Linked DNA regions of Homo sapiens: region 1 is linked to region 2. Evidence: chromatin loops called from intact Hi-C (ENCODE). Cell type or tissue: heart left ventricle. All regions are shown on one strand. Each heading gives the region's core, and the rest is flanking DNA. Links, peaks and the distances in the headings are about the cores only.

Evidence for each region. Peaks named below come from ENCODE experiments on the same cell type or tissue, not always from the same donor. Only the 100,000 strongest peaks of a DNase experiment are listed, where the experiment ranks them.
Region 1: a loop joins it to region 2, with 8 times the contacts of the local background. A loop is called at or near these places in 2 of 110 quality-filtered maps.

What each region holds. Positions count from the first base shown.
Region 1 is chr1:233,138,422-233,147,449 of GRCh38, reverse strand. PCNX2 (pecanex 2) reads left to right here. Exons shown (of 34, transcript NM_014801.4): 20 at 7,595-7,736. Among named protein-coding and RNA genes, the nearest start is that of PCNX2, 150 kb to the left of the region's middle. In heart left ventricle, for the core only: no CTCF peak of the experiment used is centred there; no DNase peak of the experiment used is centred there.
Region 2 is chr1:233,086,925-233,095,792 of GRCh38, reverse strand. It overlaps PCNX2 (pecanex 2), which reads left to right. Exons shown (of 34, transcript NM_014801.4): 22 at 1-38; 23 at 5,603-5,732. Among named protein-coding and RNA genes, the nearest start is that of NTPCR, 140 kb to the right of the region's middle. In heart left ventricle, for the core only: no CTCF peak of the experiment used is centred there; no DNase peak of the experiment used is centred there; H3K27ac peaks cover 807 bases.

The sequences.
Region 1 (9,028 bases), core at 563-8,562, 51 kb before region 2:
ACGTGAAGATGATGAGGATGAAGACCTTTATGGTGATCCACTTCCACTTAATGAATAGGAAATATATTTTCTCTTTCTTATGATTTTCTTAATAACATCTTCTTTTCTCTAGCATGCTTTATTATAAGAATACAGTATATAATACATATAACAGATAAAATATGTGTTAATCATCTGTTTATGTTACCAGTGAGGCTTCTGATCAACATTAGACTAATGGTAGTTAAGTTTTGGGGGAGTCAACGTTAAATTCGCACTTTTGACTGTGCAAGCGTTGGTGTCTCTAACCTCCCCCTTGTTCAAGGGTCAACCATAGTTTCACGTGCTCACACACACACCCCCCAGGTAGTTCAGATGGTTAGAATCTCACTGAATAAGTATTTCACTCTGAAATATTTGGAAAGGCATGGATAGTGAATTCAGAGCTTATCAGTGCTGTCTCTTTTATTTGAAATTCATTGTTTTATGTGTTTCTGAGATGAGTAAACTGAAATTCTTATGAAAAACCTACTTTTGTTGCCATGACCTGTGGTAAATCCTTGTAGACTGTAATGGGATTATGTCCCTCCACTCAAATCAATCTATCTCCACTCACTGGAAAATGTCATTTTCTAAAAGTAAATGTGACAAGCTTTTGAAAATCTAGTTCTTACTCCCCCATCCAAATGGTGCCCGGGCTATTCTACAGTGATGACCCAGCCACTCAAATGTTTCCTTTAATTCATATGTTTTTCTAATAGCACTGGGAAGAGATTGGCTTATATTTCTCTTCATTTACATTTTTTTTGCAGGAATATAGCTAAGGTTGTCATGTCTCTCTGAATTGGTGACAAATGTTGATAGAACTCTGTAAATGTATTTTTATAAGCAGGCTGAATTGCATTTGATGTGATGGCCTCAATCTGACACTGTTGATCTCTTATAAACTGAGAAATCAGAAAAAATAATTTTGTACAGAAAGAAACTTAACTGTAACTGATTGTACTTTATGAGAGATTAAAATAGGAAATGTTGTTTAATACGCTAGTTACTTTTTTTATTTCATAATCAGAAAAGTACTTCAAAAAGACTGCTTTTTTCCCCCAGAACCTCTGTTAAATGTAATTATCCAGAATTCCCTCAACCACTAAAAATGATAAGGTAATAATCATTTACCAAACCCCAACTCTCTGGCAGACATTCTAGTAGGTACATAGTACCTACCCTTAACAAATTCAGAATCTAGTGGGAAGATTCGTATTTAAGTGAATAATTACTCTATGATGTGACACTTCCTTAAATTATAGAATTCACAGGGTACAGTGATGGCGTGAAGGAATAACATTCTTTGCGTTGAAGCTAGAAGTAATAATACAGGTTGAGTACCTCTTATTTAAAATGCTTGGGACCGTATTTCTGATTATGGTTTCTTTTGGATTGTGGCGTATGAGCATTTCTTTAGGTGTCATGTCAGTGCTCAAAAAGCTTTGGATTTTGGAGCATTTCAGATTCCAGGTTTTTGGATTTGAGATGCTACACCAGTATATACAGAGCACCTGGCTCAATGTCTGGCAGACACCTAATGGTTATTCCATACATGGGACGTCAGTAGAGCACCGAAGGTAAGGAAGTGGTGGGGTCTGCCCAGGAGCAGTCAGCAAGGGGGTGCATGGCTTATAAAGAATTTTAAAACAATAAAAATACCAATTAAAAGTTACCCCTTTTTACTGTTACCATGTACTGAGAATTCTAAACACTGTCAGTGGTAAATCCTCCTCCTACCAGAATGATGCTTCAAATGCCCTGCCCCTGGCAGCCTCCGGTAGTGACTGTATTGGAAGCAGGGGGCTCAAAGGGGCCTGAGGTCTCCAGAAGGCGAGATGCCAGCCCTGTAAACAGATTAGGAATTTCTCAAGCAGAAAAGACTCAGGGTCATTCCAGGAAAGCATCTAGCACACGTAGAGGCACATAAAACATCACAGTTCACTCCAGTGCTGGGGGAAATAGAAGTTGTTTTCAATAAATGGTGGCAGTCAATCAGATATTAACATGGAAAAAAATGAGTCTTGGCCCCTGTCTTACACAATACACAATAATCAATGCTGGATAGTTTGCTGATCTAAATGTGAAAGATAAAGCAATAAAGGTCTTAGAGAAAACCATAGGAGAATGTGATCATGATCTTTTTCTCTTAAACATAGCACCGGCCAGGTGCAGAGGCTCATGGCTGTAATCCCAACACTTTGGGAGTCCGAAGCAGGCGAATCACAAGGTCAGGAGGTTGAGACTATCATGGCTAACACGGTGAAACACCGTCTCTACTAAAAAATACAAAAAAATTAGCCGGGCGTGGTGGCAGGCGCCTGTAGTCCCAGCCACTTGGGAGGCTGAGGCAGGAGAATGGCTTGAACCCGGGAGACGGAGCTTGCAGTGAGCCGAGATTGAGCCACTGCACTTCAGCCTGGGTGACAGAGCAAGACTCCATCTCAAAAAAAAAAAAGAAACAAAAAAAAAAAACAAAACAACAACAACAACAAATAGCACCGAAGGCCCTAAGTGGGAAAAAATGAGAAGTTGTAATATATTAAAATTATGTATTTCTTTTTTATAAAAGATACTATTAAGAGAGTGAAAATCTAACCATAAAATGGGAGAAGTTTTTCTTCATACATATACTGGCTAAAGACTCATACCTAGAATGTATAAAGAACTCCCAAAAATCAATAAGGAAAAGACATATAATCCAATAGGAAAAAGAACCAGGCAACAGAATGAAGAACTACTTCACAAAAGTGTGTATCCAAATGGCCAGTAAACATGTAAAAAGATACTCGTCTGCATGAGTCATTAAATAAATGTTAAATAAAACCATAATATGATACCACTCTACACAGGGCAGCATGGCAAAAATTAAGAAGAGAAAAAACATTTTGGCAAAGATGTGGAACAAAAAGGAACTCTCTGGTACCATCTGCGAGAGTGTAAATTGGCACAATACCTTTGGACAATTATTTGTCATTATCTGCTGAAGCTTGCTATATGCACACCTGATAACCTATGAATTCTACACCTAGTTATGTACTCTATAACTAGGTTTTGATGACTGGAGTAAACTTAAAAAGTTACCTGACTGAAGTAAACTTAAAAAGAAAAGGAAGATAAGGTTGTTGAGAAAATGAGTGTAGCTACATTTTTAAAAAATGAAAATATTTTCCGGGTAGTGCCTGGAAAATAACCAGCATCTGAAAGAAAATGTAAGGCCAAAAGAGGGTATTTTTTTCATGTTTTTGAGACAGGGTCTACGCTCTGTTGTCCAGGCTGGGGTGCAGTGGTGTAATCACGGCTTATTACAGCCTCAACCTCTCGGGTTCAAGCAATCCTCCTACTTCAGCCTCCCAAGTAGCTGGGACTACAAGCACACACCACCATGCCCAGCTTATTTTTAAACTTTTTGTAGAGACAGGGTCTCCCTATATTGCCCAGGCTTGGGGTATATTTTTAATGGAAGATATTATAGCAATTTTTTTTTCTGATGAGAATGATTCGGTAAAGAGAAAAAAATCCAAGTAATGCAGGAGAATGGGGGATCATTGCAAGAAACAAGTCCTCAAGTAGAGACAGATAAGAAGGATTAGAATACAGTGTACACATCTGGCTGGTTTAGGAAACAGTTTATCTGCATAAAAGATAATTATAATTTTTTAGGCAAAAGTGATTAAGAGCATGGAAGACAGAAAAGAAGGGATAGACATGCAGAGAGTGAGCACATGGAATCAACCCAGTTTAGTCCTTCAGTCCTTTAGTCTCCATGTATAGAGGAAGATCATCCAGAAAATGGTTCTCAAACTGGAGCATGTATCAGAATCACTTGTAGGACTCGTCAAAACACAGATTGCCTTGCCCAGGGCCCAATCCGCAGAATTTCTGACTCATTGGGTCCAGGATTGAATCTGAGAATTTACATTTGTAACAAATTCCTAGGGGATGCTGGTACTGCTGGCTCTGCTGTTCCTGAAAGTATTCCCTGAGGTCCAGGAGTATTTGCATCACTTAGAAGTTTATTAGAAATGTAGAATGTCTGGCTCCATTCCAGACCTACTGCATCAGACTCTGCATCTTAACAAGGGACTTATTTGCATGTTGATGTTTGAGAATCACCATTTAGGACAGTGTTTTTCAGCTTTGCCCCGAAGTGATTTCAACGTACAGCTATGAGAAGTGAGAAGAGCTGATTTAGGATGACTCTGGGTATATTGTCTGCATGGCTAAGTGAATGCAAGAATGTATGAGGAAGAGAAGGTGTGTACAGGTTGACAGCATTACGTTTGTGACATGTTGTATTTGAAAGTTCCTTTGGGACATCAGATGAAGCTATTCAATTGATTATTTAGATCTGAAGTCCAGGAGAAAGATGAGATATTGAGTTATAGATTTGAGTGTCATCAGCATGGAAGTAATAATTAAAGTTACGGGTGTTGAAGACATTAGCTCAAGAAGATAAGAAAAATAATAGGGGGAGAAGGAAAGCAGATGACCAGGGATAGGGGAAGAGGAGATGACAGAGGAAATGGGAGAAGAGTAGAGCAAAAGGTTTGAGCACAAGCTGGGGATGGTGGGATGGGGAAGCTAAGGGCAGAGTGAGTTTTCAAAAGGAGGGAGGATTTAGTGATGTTTTATGCGTCAGAAAAGTCCAGTAAGAGAGACTGAGAAGTATCAGTTATTTGACCATCAGGAGGTCACAAGAGGTCCTGCCACATGCATGTCAGGGCAAGGGTAGCTGCAAATACCCAGGGGCAGAGGTGTCCCCAGTAAGTGGGAGACACAGAAGTGGGAACATCAGATATTGACAAGCTTTCCAAGAAGCTGAGAAGTACAGAAAAGGCCAGAGTGAGCTCTAGAAGGAGGTTCAGGGTGGAAGGTGAGTTTTCCACACAGAGAAGACTGGGATCTTGCCACTTGCCTTGGGAAAGAGCTAGTGTTGAGGCAGGGAGTGGCTACTGAACCAAGATGGCAGGAGCACAGGATGCAGGACATGGATGGAGCTTGGCTTCAGGAGGAGCCAGTAGTAGATATGAGTATAAATGAATTTGTAGTTGGAGGGCATTTGTACCTCATAGACTTTATTTTCTCCCGAAAGTGGAGGTCAAAGACAGTTGCTGGGAGGGAATGCAGGAGTGGTCTTGAAGATTTTTTTTTACTACTCTACTACTGTAAGATGACTTGATGCTATGTGACAGCCCACATGCTTTCACAACAGATTAAAATCCTTTAATCTATATGTAAAATGTCTAATATGTCTAGACTTTATTGTGTATAAAACATTCATTATGAAATAACACATTTCCAAATCTACTCCAGAAAAAATTATACTTTGTCCATTAAGAATATTCAACATTGAATTCCTGCCCAACATCCTTGCTCTTTGAACTTTATTCTCCTCCCACTCTTCCTCCCTGTTTCATCTGTCACTAAAACTTCTTTTTATTTTTATCTGGATGATTTCTCATTGTCTCTTCTATTTATTAAGCTCATTGTTGGAGTGTTTGTACTGATAATACTTTATTTCCAATATCTTGAAGGACTTTCACGCTGTCTATTCTCACCATTCCTAGCCCATTCGAATGAATTCTTTTCAAGTAAGATTTCTAAATGCCAAGTCTCTCTTCATATACACACACACACACACACACACACACATATACATATACACACACATATATACCCATATATATATATACACATTTACACACACAGATATATATATACACACACATATATATATATTTTTTCTTTTTTCTGAGATGGAGTCTCTCTCTGCCACTCAGGCTGGAGTGCAGCGGCACAATCTCGGCTCACTGCAACTTCTGCCTCCCGGGTTCCGGGTTCAAGTGAATCTCCTGCCTCAGCCTCCAGGATATCTGGGATTACAGGCACATGCCACCATGCCCAGCTAACTTTTGTATTTTTAGTAGAGTCGGATTTCGCCATGTTGGCCAGGCTGGTCTCCAACTCCTGACCTCAAGTGATCTGTCCACCTTGGCCTCCCAAAGTGTTGGGATTACAGGCATGAGCCACCGCACCCGGTCTCTCTTCATATTTTTAATCAAATGAAAGTAGTTTTGTTTTTGAGTTACCAAGATGATATATTCTTATATAGAAATATGAGCCATATCAAGTAGAAAGTAAAATAGTTTCTATTTGTGTGTGTGTGTTTATGATACTTCCTGAGATCTGTCATGCAGAGCCCCAGTGAAGCTGATTGGAAACAGACAATTTGTATGCTAATCTTGGATAAGAGACCTGGAAGGAACAGGCTGTTTTGTCAGCTTGAACTTTTTCTCTTTTGTGAGTTGTTCTTGTGCAACCCAATGTAAAAACTACATAACTCTCTTTTTAACTCTAGGTCATTGTAGGGTAAAGTTTTTTTTTTTACTATAAATTGTTGAAGAATGTGATTCCAGAGGTGTAATGGAGTTGCCTGGCACCTTGCAGCTTTAAGCTTTGAGGCTTGCTGTGGAGAGCATGAAGCCCACAGCAGAGCTGGTTCATTTGCTGGTAGGTGGGGGCCCACTGCAGCCTCCCAATTACTGACAGACAGAGAGGAGGGGGCAGGGAATGAGAGGGGCCTAGCCGAGGGCCCTGGGCCTGAACCTGCTGTGCTCTCCTCAAGTTGGGAAGCAGAGGAGAGTCCTGGCTCTTGTTCCAGTTCCAAGAGGCAGGGATGAAGCATTTCCCCACCGCTGAATGTGACCTAAGGAAGTTTGTGCTCTGACCACTCACGCCAGCTGCTCCTCCTCCCCAGAGAGAAAAGCACGGGCTCCCCAGATGGGCAAGCATGCATTCCTCATTACCCCATCTCCTGCCATGAGGAGTAGGAGGTGGAAAGAACCTCTTCCCCATCAGCAGACTCAGAGGATGGGCAGGACACAAAAAACTAAGGCTCGAAAAGATGAAGCTAATAATTCAAGGTCATTCACTAGTGGTTGGTAGAGACTGAATGCAAACCCAGGTTGGTCTAACTTAAAACCTTAGCCCTTAATGGAAATAGACTTCAATCTTTGTGGTACTTCCTTTGTTGTAAGCACTCAGAAGAAGGTAATAGATTCATAGTGGCTGGGGTTTGGGAGTCAGCTGTGTCTTATTTGCATATATTGCCCAGGGATTTGTTTGTGGTTTAAAGATTAAAAAGGGAGAGAAGAAAGCCCAGAAACTAGCTTCAGCCACAGAAGTGAACCCTAGCTTAAAAGGAGACAGACATAAGGGATTTTTTCCAACTCTTCATCCTTCACCTTCCACCCTTACTACGCTAAGATGACTTGATGCTATGTGACAGCCCATTCATTGGTCTCAGTAAATTATATATGAAGAAATCAATTGACTTGAACAATTGGGATGCTGGCCTATATTACTGTATGTATATTATTATTTATGAACTGTGTAGAAGCAAAGCTAACAGTTGCTGCCTGGAAAAAAATGGTATATCATGTCTAGTATCACGAGTTCTTAATTAGCAGCTTTTGAATTAAAGGGGGGGAATATTACTTATTATTACCTGTACTTAAAGAAAAATACTTTGATCGGTGGTTGTTCTAAGTGGTTTTTATATTTCTTTCAGATGTTGCCCATTTAATGTGGTTCGAAAGACTCTATGTTTGGCTTCAGTGTTTTGAAAAATACATCTTGTACCCAGCGCTAATTTTGAATGCCCTCACTATTGATGCATTTTTAATAAGCAATCACCGGAGACTTGGTACCCAGTAAGTGGTTAATGGTTTATCTTCATAATGATTTGGGTCACATTTTCAAAATCGAGTGAATTTTCTGTAAACAATCTGCAGAAGAAGCCAACCTTTACCGACTGTGATTGGCCATGTAAAAATAAGCCATGGTGGTCTTTTACTCAAAACCCACTGGAGCTAGACAGTTATTGTAGAATGACTGGGGTGCAAATGAAGTTAGATCTGCTTGAAATGATATTGTGAATAAATGTCAGTAGATTTGAAAATCATCCTGCAGAAGCTTAGTCAGTGAGCCTTAATAAGAAGACGGAAGCACAGTGTGAGTCCAGGATTCCTGGAGTTCTTAACATCATGCTTAGAGCTTTATGAACTGCTTCATGTCATTTCATTTAGCAAATACTCTATCATTTTGTGCTTGTGGGAGGGGGAAATTAATCACTGTCACTGCTGTCTCTGAATTTATCAAGAGAAGCCTCGTAATTTAAAAACTGGCACAGAGACTTCATTCTGTCAAGATGCCCATGTCTTTCAAAGCATTAACAATGTACAGTCGAGTTATTGGTTTCATATATTAAAATTAATTCTGAATTTACAACATGGAAATCTCCTTGATAATCTGTAGATTTGTCATTCTGATGAAAGGCAAAAGTTGCTGGTCAAAGAAGTTGTTAGAGTAGGAGGATATAAAAGAGATTCTTTCCCAGATTTGCTCATTAGTCACGTTGCTTAAACACTATGTATCCAAGTCAACCCTGATGCATAATCCCAAACATGCTAATTCAAACCTGCTCTTCCTTTCAGGGTGTCATGAGGACAAATTAATTAATATTCTCCAAAGATTGAGCAGGCTAAGATAAAAGGCATTTTAATACTCTGTTGGACTTTGAGTAGATTCATAGTCACACAAAGCAGACACTAAATGAAATGATCCCATAACCTGTCCTTATTGAACTCTGCCTTCCTTCTAGTCCAGACCTGTTTCTGTCAGACCAGGGCAAGAATTCTATGTTCTTTGATACTTAAAATTCTAGACTTCAAATCCAGAGATGAGAATTAGTTTCACTGGATTTAGAAAAGCAGATGATTGGACTTCAGACCCCTTATACAGTTTAAGTGGGACCCAATCTAGGAGATGACCAGAATTTAGAACTTTGTGAGCTTCTCTAAGGCAGGGATTCCCAGTATGGTACAGTCCTGGTTGACCCTGCAACTCCCCCTGAGAACAAGGTAGAGCCTCAGTTTCTCGAATGGGAACACATATTCAAAGCCAGAGTAGCAAAGAAGGTACCAGTGCCACTCTGGGAAATTGA
Region 2 (8,868 bases), core at 1-8,000:
TTCGTTTCACGTGTTTGCTCAGCTCTTTGCCATTCCTCGTATCCTTTCTGCTTCTATTTTCACCCTCCAGCTGAGATTCACATTTTACGGAAGCAAGCTTTTCATTGACCCCTGGCAATAAAAAGATTTTAAAGTCTATAAGATTACATTTTAATGGGGACATGAAGAGGCACTTTGGATCCCTTTAGGCCACTTAGCCTTAAAAGATATTTCTTTATTTTGAACTCTTCCTGCTTCTTAATGCATATTCAGGAGTTACTTTTATTTTTTCTGGTCCTTCCATTTCCCATGCCCAGATCTGCATTAAGGTACCCTGTCTTTTAAACTGCTTAAATGATTGGGTTGCCTTGTGCAAAATAGTGCAAATAAATTTGCTGTTATTAAGCATTGTGGATAGGTTTAATGCATTCAATACATTTTTATCAAGTGTATATTATTTTATAGTATGGTTATCATATTATACTTCAGTAATATTCAGAAACACAAGATTAGGTACAAACAGCATTGGGAAGACTAAAAAATTAAATTATGGTCTTTTAGTGGCTATTAGCCAAGAAGCCTTGGTTTCCATGTGTGTTTTACAATGTTTACATAATAGTTTTAATTTACTTCATAACAAATTTTGAGATGCTCCTTCTAAACATCACTTTGACATTGATAGCTAAGTTTTATATATGTGCACGCGTGGGTAAGGGGAAGCGGAGAGAGAAATTGCTTTAAAAATACTCTTGAAGAAAGAGATTAATTAAAATTTGACTCAGGCCTAAAATATGTCCTCAAAGGTTTTCCTTCCCAGTGAATTTAGAGTTTTTAAACCTGTGTGTTTCCCAGGAAACAGGGACCACTTGCATCAGAATCCCTGGAGGAACTAATTAACTAAGTAGATTCCTGGACCCAACTCATACTTTTTAAATCAAATTTCACTGGGCGGGATCCTAGAATCTGTCTTTCCACAAGCTTTCTTGGTGATTCTTATGCCATCAGTGTGTGTAAACCACAGTTCTCAACTCTGGCAATCCATCAGGGCTGCTGTTAGCTAACTTGAATGACCACTCAGAACTCTCTTCCATATGAAATTTACATAAGGCTCATTAAGACAATTCTTAAGGAATCTCTATGACCTTAACTTGGTGTACAGGAATGGAAACATACTTAGGATAATCCTTGAGTGATAATATATTTTATATTTTGAAAAATGATTTCTTCCAGGCCCTAACTTTTTTTAAAAAAAATGTTAAGCATACGAAGAGTGGATCTCACAATACACATTGTTCTATGTTGCTATTCTTAGATGTGCATTGATATTTCTAAAGTGTTTCAAGGTCATTTGGCAGAACAAGCTAAGGAAAATTATATACATGTTTGCAAAGCCTGAGCTTGTGCACCACCCTTTCCCTTTAGCTGCAATCATTTTCTATAAAGCCAGTAATTTCAGTTTTCCAGAGTCCTTTAAAACAAAAACAGGTGAAATATTGAGTTGATTTTTAATCTCTTTCTGACGTATTTCTAAAGTTTCCTCTTTAGAATTTAAAGCATGTTTATTAAATGAAAATGATTAGATTAATGCAAATTTGTTGTTGAGGAGTTACACCAAGAATTTAAAACTTGAGGTTATAATTCCTGATGTCATAACTTTGGACTTGCATCTGTCTGTAGCATTTCTTGTTGGTGTTTATGCCTTGTTAGGTGAATTCAATATTACTGATTATTCCTTGGAGTTCCACGACTGAATTAAGACTGTTGTGGGAACCATAATTTTCAAATACTTGCCCTATATTCGTGTTGAGGGTTCACACATGAGCACATGGTATTTGGCACTTAATAAGTCCTATAAGAATAAAGACAGCGTTAGGATTTATCTCAGCTTGTGCACAGTGAGCATTAAATTTACATACTTTCATGATATACAGACTAATTGTCTTACAACATGGAAACATTCGAGATGCAGATTTTATTGGGCATTTGGTGGTTCCATTTTACAGCACTCAGTGGATCCCCTTGTTTTGTTCCTAAGCCTGGCCCTGTTAGTGACACCCACTTCCACCCCTTCTGCTAAGATACAGAGCCTTCAAATTGACCTCCCTGGAGGCTGGAGGCTGGCCACTGACAGGATCTTTACCCTCTCCCCCGTACCCATGGACGGCCCCCTCATCCTTCATCAGTTGTAAAGGTAGATATTTGTTCCTTGGAGTCCAACATCATGCTGTTCAGAATATAATGAGATCAATAGTTGAAAAACTAGATATACATGCCACCCAGACAAAGCTATTAAGTTATTAAGTGTCAGCCCTGGATCTTGGCTTATTGTGAAATGTTAATTATTTTATCACTCTATTAAGAAGCTGTGGGCTCCATCTCAGCATTGAAAAGGGACTAATTTGCTCTGTTTTGGAATTGAATTAGCTTTCAGGCCAGCAGGGCACTGTTTGGTAAATTGCTTTTTCCAGTACTAGCATGTTTTCTCCCTCCATAGCCTCTGTTAGCTTCTGAGCTTGTAACCTCCAGGGAAAGATGAGAATATTCACCCTTTTAATATGTGTAGAGACCATGCAAGACCATTGTCTTCTAATAATTAGAAATACTTAGCCAGATTCTCTATAGTAAACCCGGAGATTGGGAGGGCTGCTTTCTACTTGGTGCATCCTTCTGCGCTTCTAATGATTTTTAAAAATCTGTTAATAATTGATGTTTTCTGGCTGGGCACAGTGGCTCACGCCTGTAATCCCAGCACTTTGGGAGGCCAAGGAGGGCAGATCATGAGGTCAGGAGATTGAGACCATCCTGGCTAACACGGTGAAACCCCGTCTCTACTAAAAATACAAAAAAATTAGCCGGGCATGGTAGTGGGCGCCTGTGTACCCAGCTACTGGGGAGGCTGAGGCAAGAGAATCGCTTGAACCTGGGAGGCGGAGGTTGCAGTGAGCTGAGATGGTGCCACCGCACTCTAGCCTGGGTGACAGAGCGAGACTTCATTTCAAAAAAAACAAAAACAAAAAACAAACAAAACAAATAATTGATGTTTTCATTTTAAGTGTGCTTTTAAAGGAGTGAGCATCTACCCCTCAGGTTAATCTCTCAGCTATTTCTCTTAGAAAGAAATAAAGAGGGCTTTATGTGCCTGCTCCTCTTAGTAGCTCTTCTTTCTTGGTACTGCCTTGCCAGTAGTAGTGACAGACTTTCATATTTGCCCAGAGTGTGCTATAATTCTTTACTGATCTTCCCCCCAAAAAAGATCCTCTCTATTCACTGCCACCCTCCCTCTAACCTGTTAAACGTCATTTCCTTTCCTACCACATTGAACTTTATTTTTAGACTAGCACAGTTTCCTCACTTCTTAAATTTTGGATAATTGTTTCTGGCATTTAAAAAATGTACAGTGTAATCTCTGGGGAAATTTTAGAATCAAAAACAAGAGCCACATCAGCCCCCCTTTTAATATGTGTAGAGACCATGCAAGACTACTGTCTTCTAAAAATTAGACAGACTTAGCCAGATGATCACATATTAGCACATCTGCCCAGCCCTGGCTCCACTTGGTTTTGTCCTGGTTCCTCTGCAAGCCCCATCACACCCTCTGTCCCCTGATGTGGGGACTTCTCCCTCTTCCATTCTTCTCAACACAGCCCCTCAGAAAACTCCACCTCTGACCTGACTCTGCTTTCTAATATTTTTTTCAATACCTTCACTCAATGATATCTTGCATGCAATTCCCTTTTCTTCCAATGATGAGGAGCATAATAGCTAATTTGTTGTGTTTTGTGGCAGAAGTATTTAGGTATTTTCAGCTTTCAGAAGAGGAAACTGATGGGTGATAATAGATATCACAGTAGCATATTGTTCTGTAGTTCTCTATTTGAACCTAGGTCAAAATAAAAAGAATTGGATTTAAATTGCAGCACAATAGAGATCTTTTTGATACCTAAACAATTCAACATTGGAATGGATTATTAATGGAGGATGTGACATTTTACTCTTGAAAATGCTTGGGAGTAAATAGAAAGTTTTAAAAAAAAAAGTCACTCTTGAAAAAAAAAAAATCATGATTTTTTTTTTTTTTTTTGAGGGAGGGTCTCACTCTGTTGCCCAGGCTGGAGTGCAACAGTGCAATTCTAGCTCACTGCAGCCTCAAACTCCTGGGCTCAAGAGATCCTCTCACCTCCGCCTCCTGTGTGGCTGGGACTGCAGGTGTGCACCACAATGCCTGGCTACGTTTTTTTAATCTGATTTTAAATCTACGAAAATGTATGTGAAAGTGTGGACAGCACAAGACTCACTCCCTTTTTTATATCTTACATATAAATAGGGCTGTTAGGGAATCCCCACTTCCACCCCCACCCCTTTATCACATAATTTGTTTAACGTTATGTTAAACTACTTAGAAGTCCGAGTTACTTCTATATTCTTGATAATGAAATGCAGAGTCTTCCTGTCTGTGCCAAGCATTTCTTTTTTACTCTCTGACAGAACTTTTGCAACATGGGTTACAGAAATAAGATCCTCCTTAGTTCAGCAGTGAGAGAGATACAGCTGTCAACAACTTCCCAGCAGGAAGATCAGCCTTGTAGGAGGTCAGATCAGATCTGTAGTAGAATGATCCAAGTCCTAATACCCTAGGACCAGGAAGGATGTCGATATTATACGACCTGGGCAGTCTGGCTCTCCACTGACTTCTGCCACCCCCATGGATTCTGGCCAGCAGTTCTCTCTTGTGCTTCCAACCACAGGCCCCACAGAACCTCTGCACCACAATGATGGTGAGTGATTGGCAGCTAGGAGTCTTCAGTGATGGAGTGAGACCTGAAGGGACCAGCTTGCTCAGAGAACTGTTGCTTCTGGCTCCTCGCGACTAATCACCAAGGATCCATTGGGCTTAAGCCAAAAGCAACAGACATGCTAAGTTTAATATTGAGCAATTACCTCTTTGATCAAGCAAGGTGTGTGAAATTGATGCATGCCAGTACGTGAGAAACTCATATAAGAATGCCTAAAGAAGCAACTTGGCCCACAAAACACTTACTTCATGTGCATGTGGTGTTTTTTGCTTAAAAACTAGATATGACTTGAATTGAACCAGTGGTGTTCAACATACGATATCTGTTTATCTGTGTATCCATCTACCTAGATAGATAGATGGATAGATATTTCAAACAGTGGGAAAACATTCTTCAAGAAACAGAGATGCTACCTTCCCAAACAGTTATATTATTTATTTTCAAAAAGTATCATCTAATATTAATTATTTACAAAGCTACTTGATACTTTAGCAAATGTACCCTAGTGTGTTTTGTTCAGCTAATAATCTTAGTGAAAAGAAACTGTTCTTTTCAATCCTTAGATATTAAACCTTTGCCATGAATCAGACTAAGACTGCTGAGATTTTTATGAGAATCATTTGGTTTACGTGGTGGTGAAATGAGACCTAGCAGGGTACTACTGAAAGTTTTATATTTATAAATCTATACATAGAGAGATTAAGTGTGTGTTCTTTGTTCTTTCTTTGGTGGAAAAAATGACTTTAGTGAAAACTCATCAAAATTTGAAATAATGTTTTAAAAATCTAAGAATCATAATTTTTTTTTTTGCCTTAACTCAACATTCTCAGATTCTGCCATGCTTTTCTTTCAGACGATTGCCACATCAATCTTTTCTACCCCATTGAGCCCATTTCTTGGGAGTGTCATTTTCATCACATCATATGTCAGGCCAGTGAAATTCTGGGAGAAAAACTACAAGTAAGATCCTAAAATCAGTGCTCAATTGCTTTTCTCCAGTTTGCACTTCAGAAGGCTCCTCTGCCTTCCTCTGTTAGGAGGTCCCTGGCTCCAGGCTTCCCCCTGCTGTGGGGCCAGGCCAAACCTGTCTCTCTTGATGACCTCCTCAGTTCATTGACTCAGCTCTTGGGTCTCAGGGATCTGGAAAGAACATGACTGATTTCAAATTAGCCAACGAATACTAGTCCAGGTTTCACCAGTTGTGAAGGAAAAGTGAGTTATCACTGCCAAATTTTCGTAGGTGACCTAGGGGAAGGTACAAGCCACTGTTAATGTCCTTTGATATGCCAAGATGGCCCCTGGATGGCATACTTTTTTCCTGTCTGTAGCATCCCTTCTGTGAGCATTCTAAATATACAGTCCTGTACAAGTGGGTAGCCATCACAGCTCTATGGAAAAGAGACCACCAACTTTTCTGAGTGCCATAAAACTTGCGGCATAAAAGTGAAGATGATTTCTTCACCTTTTCTTCACTATTTGGACCTGTCATAAATTTCCTTAAGCAATTGGTGATTGATGAAGTAGGAGTGTTATTCTTACGGGAAGGTGAGAAGAGAGAAGTAATGGTTCACCAAATAACCGTAAAGACCTCTTAATGATTTGTGGGGAAGGTCTTGAGAATAGCTAGCAGGGAAGGAAAGCATGTGTACCTGGAGGTCTTCAGCTGGGACAGAGACCTTTGCATTGCTCCATGTGTTGGCTTCAGCTGGGACAGAGACCTTTGCATTGCTCCATGTGTTGGGGCAGGTCTTCCATTTCAATCTCCTCTGCCCTAATTTATTAGCCATACTTGTGCTATTTATTACTTTTAAACCCTAATCCTTTTTTCCGTAATTTGTTTACATTTTGCAGAGTGCCAGCATTTTACAATGTGTCTTTTATGTCTCACAGAGGTCATCATTAAGTTAGACCTTTGGCTTCATGTGTCTCCCGAGAGATGGTTTATAAAATTTGCATCCTTCTGGCACAGGTGGTGTGGCTTAGGGATTAGAACACAGCCTGCCTGAGTTCACACCTCATCTCTCCCACTTAACACTGATAATTTCAGGCCTCCTTTTCCTCATCTGTAAAATGGAAGTAAAATCATAAGACCTACTTCATAGACTTGTGAGGAGAAAATGAATTAACATACATAAAACACGGAGAGCAGGGGCTGCCACAAAGTAAGCACCACGTGGGCCTGAGCTAGGATGATTATTCTCTGACTGCTCCGCAGGGAGGTTCCTGTCCCAGCTTGACCCATGCTAGTAGGTGTTTACCATGACTCGGGGGGATCTCCTTCAGACAATCTCACATTTAGGGGTGCCCTGGTGAAAACTAACCAAATCAGTGAGCCCTACTTCGGGCCCGTGAGGAGTTGAAGGAGGTCCTCAGGTTTCTGGCAGATTTCTTGTCTTCTAAGAGAGGTAGATTTTGCAATAAAAGTAAAGTTGTCTTGAAATTCACACATAACAAGGCTGCTCATTTGCATTTGTCTAAAGAGACATGCATATTTACAGAGCCAGAGAGTAAAAAAAAACTACCACAGTTGGCTTCTCTTTAAGCTTTTTTAGGAGAAAATAATTTGGGGGACCTTTTTGGAGCTCTGAAAGTCATGCTTCTGGAAAGTGCAAATACTTGTAAATAAGAGGAGGGGCATTTTCTCATGCTTTCACCTAAACAGGAAAGGAAAGTACAACATACTTAAAACTTGGTCCTCAGTACAAAAGATTTCTTTTTGCCTCCTATTCTCAGATAGGGAATCCGTCTTTCTGGCATGGGAAGATTCAATAGAAGTAAAACACCTCTCAGTTGAGTCAGAAAGGATTTTAAGTGTCCGCAGTGGAAAGGGGAATCTTTTTGCAGAGATGACATTGGAGGGAGGCATACTAACACCTGCGCAAAAGGAGTTAGGTGTTTTGTTATTTAGTCTCCTCACTTCCAAAATTCAGCCATCTTTGAGTGAGATGTTTGGGTCTGAATTGTCAGTTTATGTGGGTTACTTAAACATACGGACTTCTAGAGCAAGATTTATGTTTATTCAGTCCCACAAAGAAGTGATTCTGCCGCATTTATTCTTTTCATCAGTAAATAACACAGATATTAGCACTAGGTTCCCTGTATGTGTGTGTGGGGTGTCTGCCTCTGGCTGCCCTTCTCATGGGTTGGAAGAGGGCTTCAGGGTCTGTGGGTATGTACAAGGAAACCTGCCCTTTCCTAGGTCTTTCCAAAGGAGCCAAGTGGAAGGAAATTTTCAATTCTGCTGCAGGAGAGAGTTCTTGGTGCAAAACCCAGTCTGCTGAAGGTCTATTGTTGCCTTTTGTGAAGGCATCAGAACGCAGCGTCCTCTGGCCCATCTGCTGAAAAGATCAGTCGAGGGAAATCACAACAGTAGAGTGGTGGGTACCAGGAAAGGAAGTGACAGGAAATCTCATCTGGTCCTTACAAACACTCTGGAAAGCTCATTCTATCTATTTAAAACTTTTTTTTAGTTTCAAATCCTCATTAATGAGTTTTAGTGTTCTGACTGCAGAGTTTCTATGTGGCCGTTCTAATTACCGTCTTTTGAGTCTGATACAAAGGACCAGTCAGTTAACGTCATTTATCCTGTTTAATTTTGTACTAGTTGTTCCATCACTTTAAAAGGGCCGCCTGAAAAGACATTCTCGTCTGGAGCTTTAGTGAGCACATTTACCACCATGAACTGCCGCCACCAGGCTGGGGGTGTGTGTTGGAGGCCACCTAGCAGTCCCCTCTCCTGGCTTCCTCTTTCTTTTCACCTCTGCTCCCTCACTTTCCAGTCCCTTGGTTTTTATTGCAGATCTTTTAAAGCTGACTTTTGTTTGTGCAGGTCTCTAATGAGAGCTGCAGTGTAACAAAACCATTTTAATACTTCAAGGAAGTGATAAATAAATCACCAGTGACCTGATAATCACGGCTAGTCCCTTTTCTCCCTGAACTGGCCGGTCCTGAAACCTGCAGACCTCCTGTTCCCTGATTCTGTGCCTCACTAGGGCATATGACAAATGTGTCCCCTGTCTGCCTTTTTACCCTAGCCTCCTAACTAACCTGCTTGCTACTCTCTGCCCACACATAGCTCTAGGATAGCTGTCCTAAA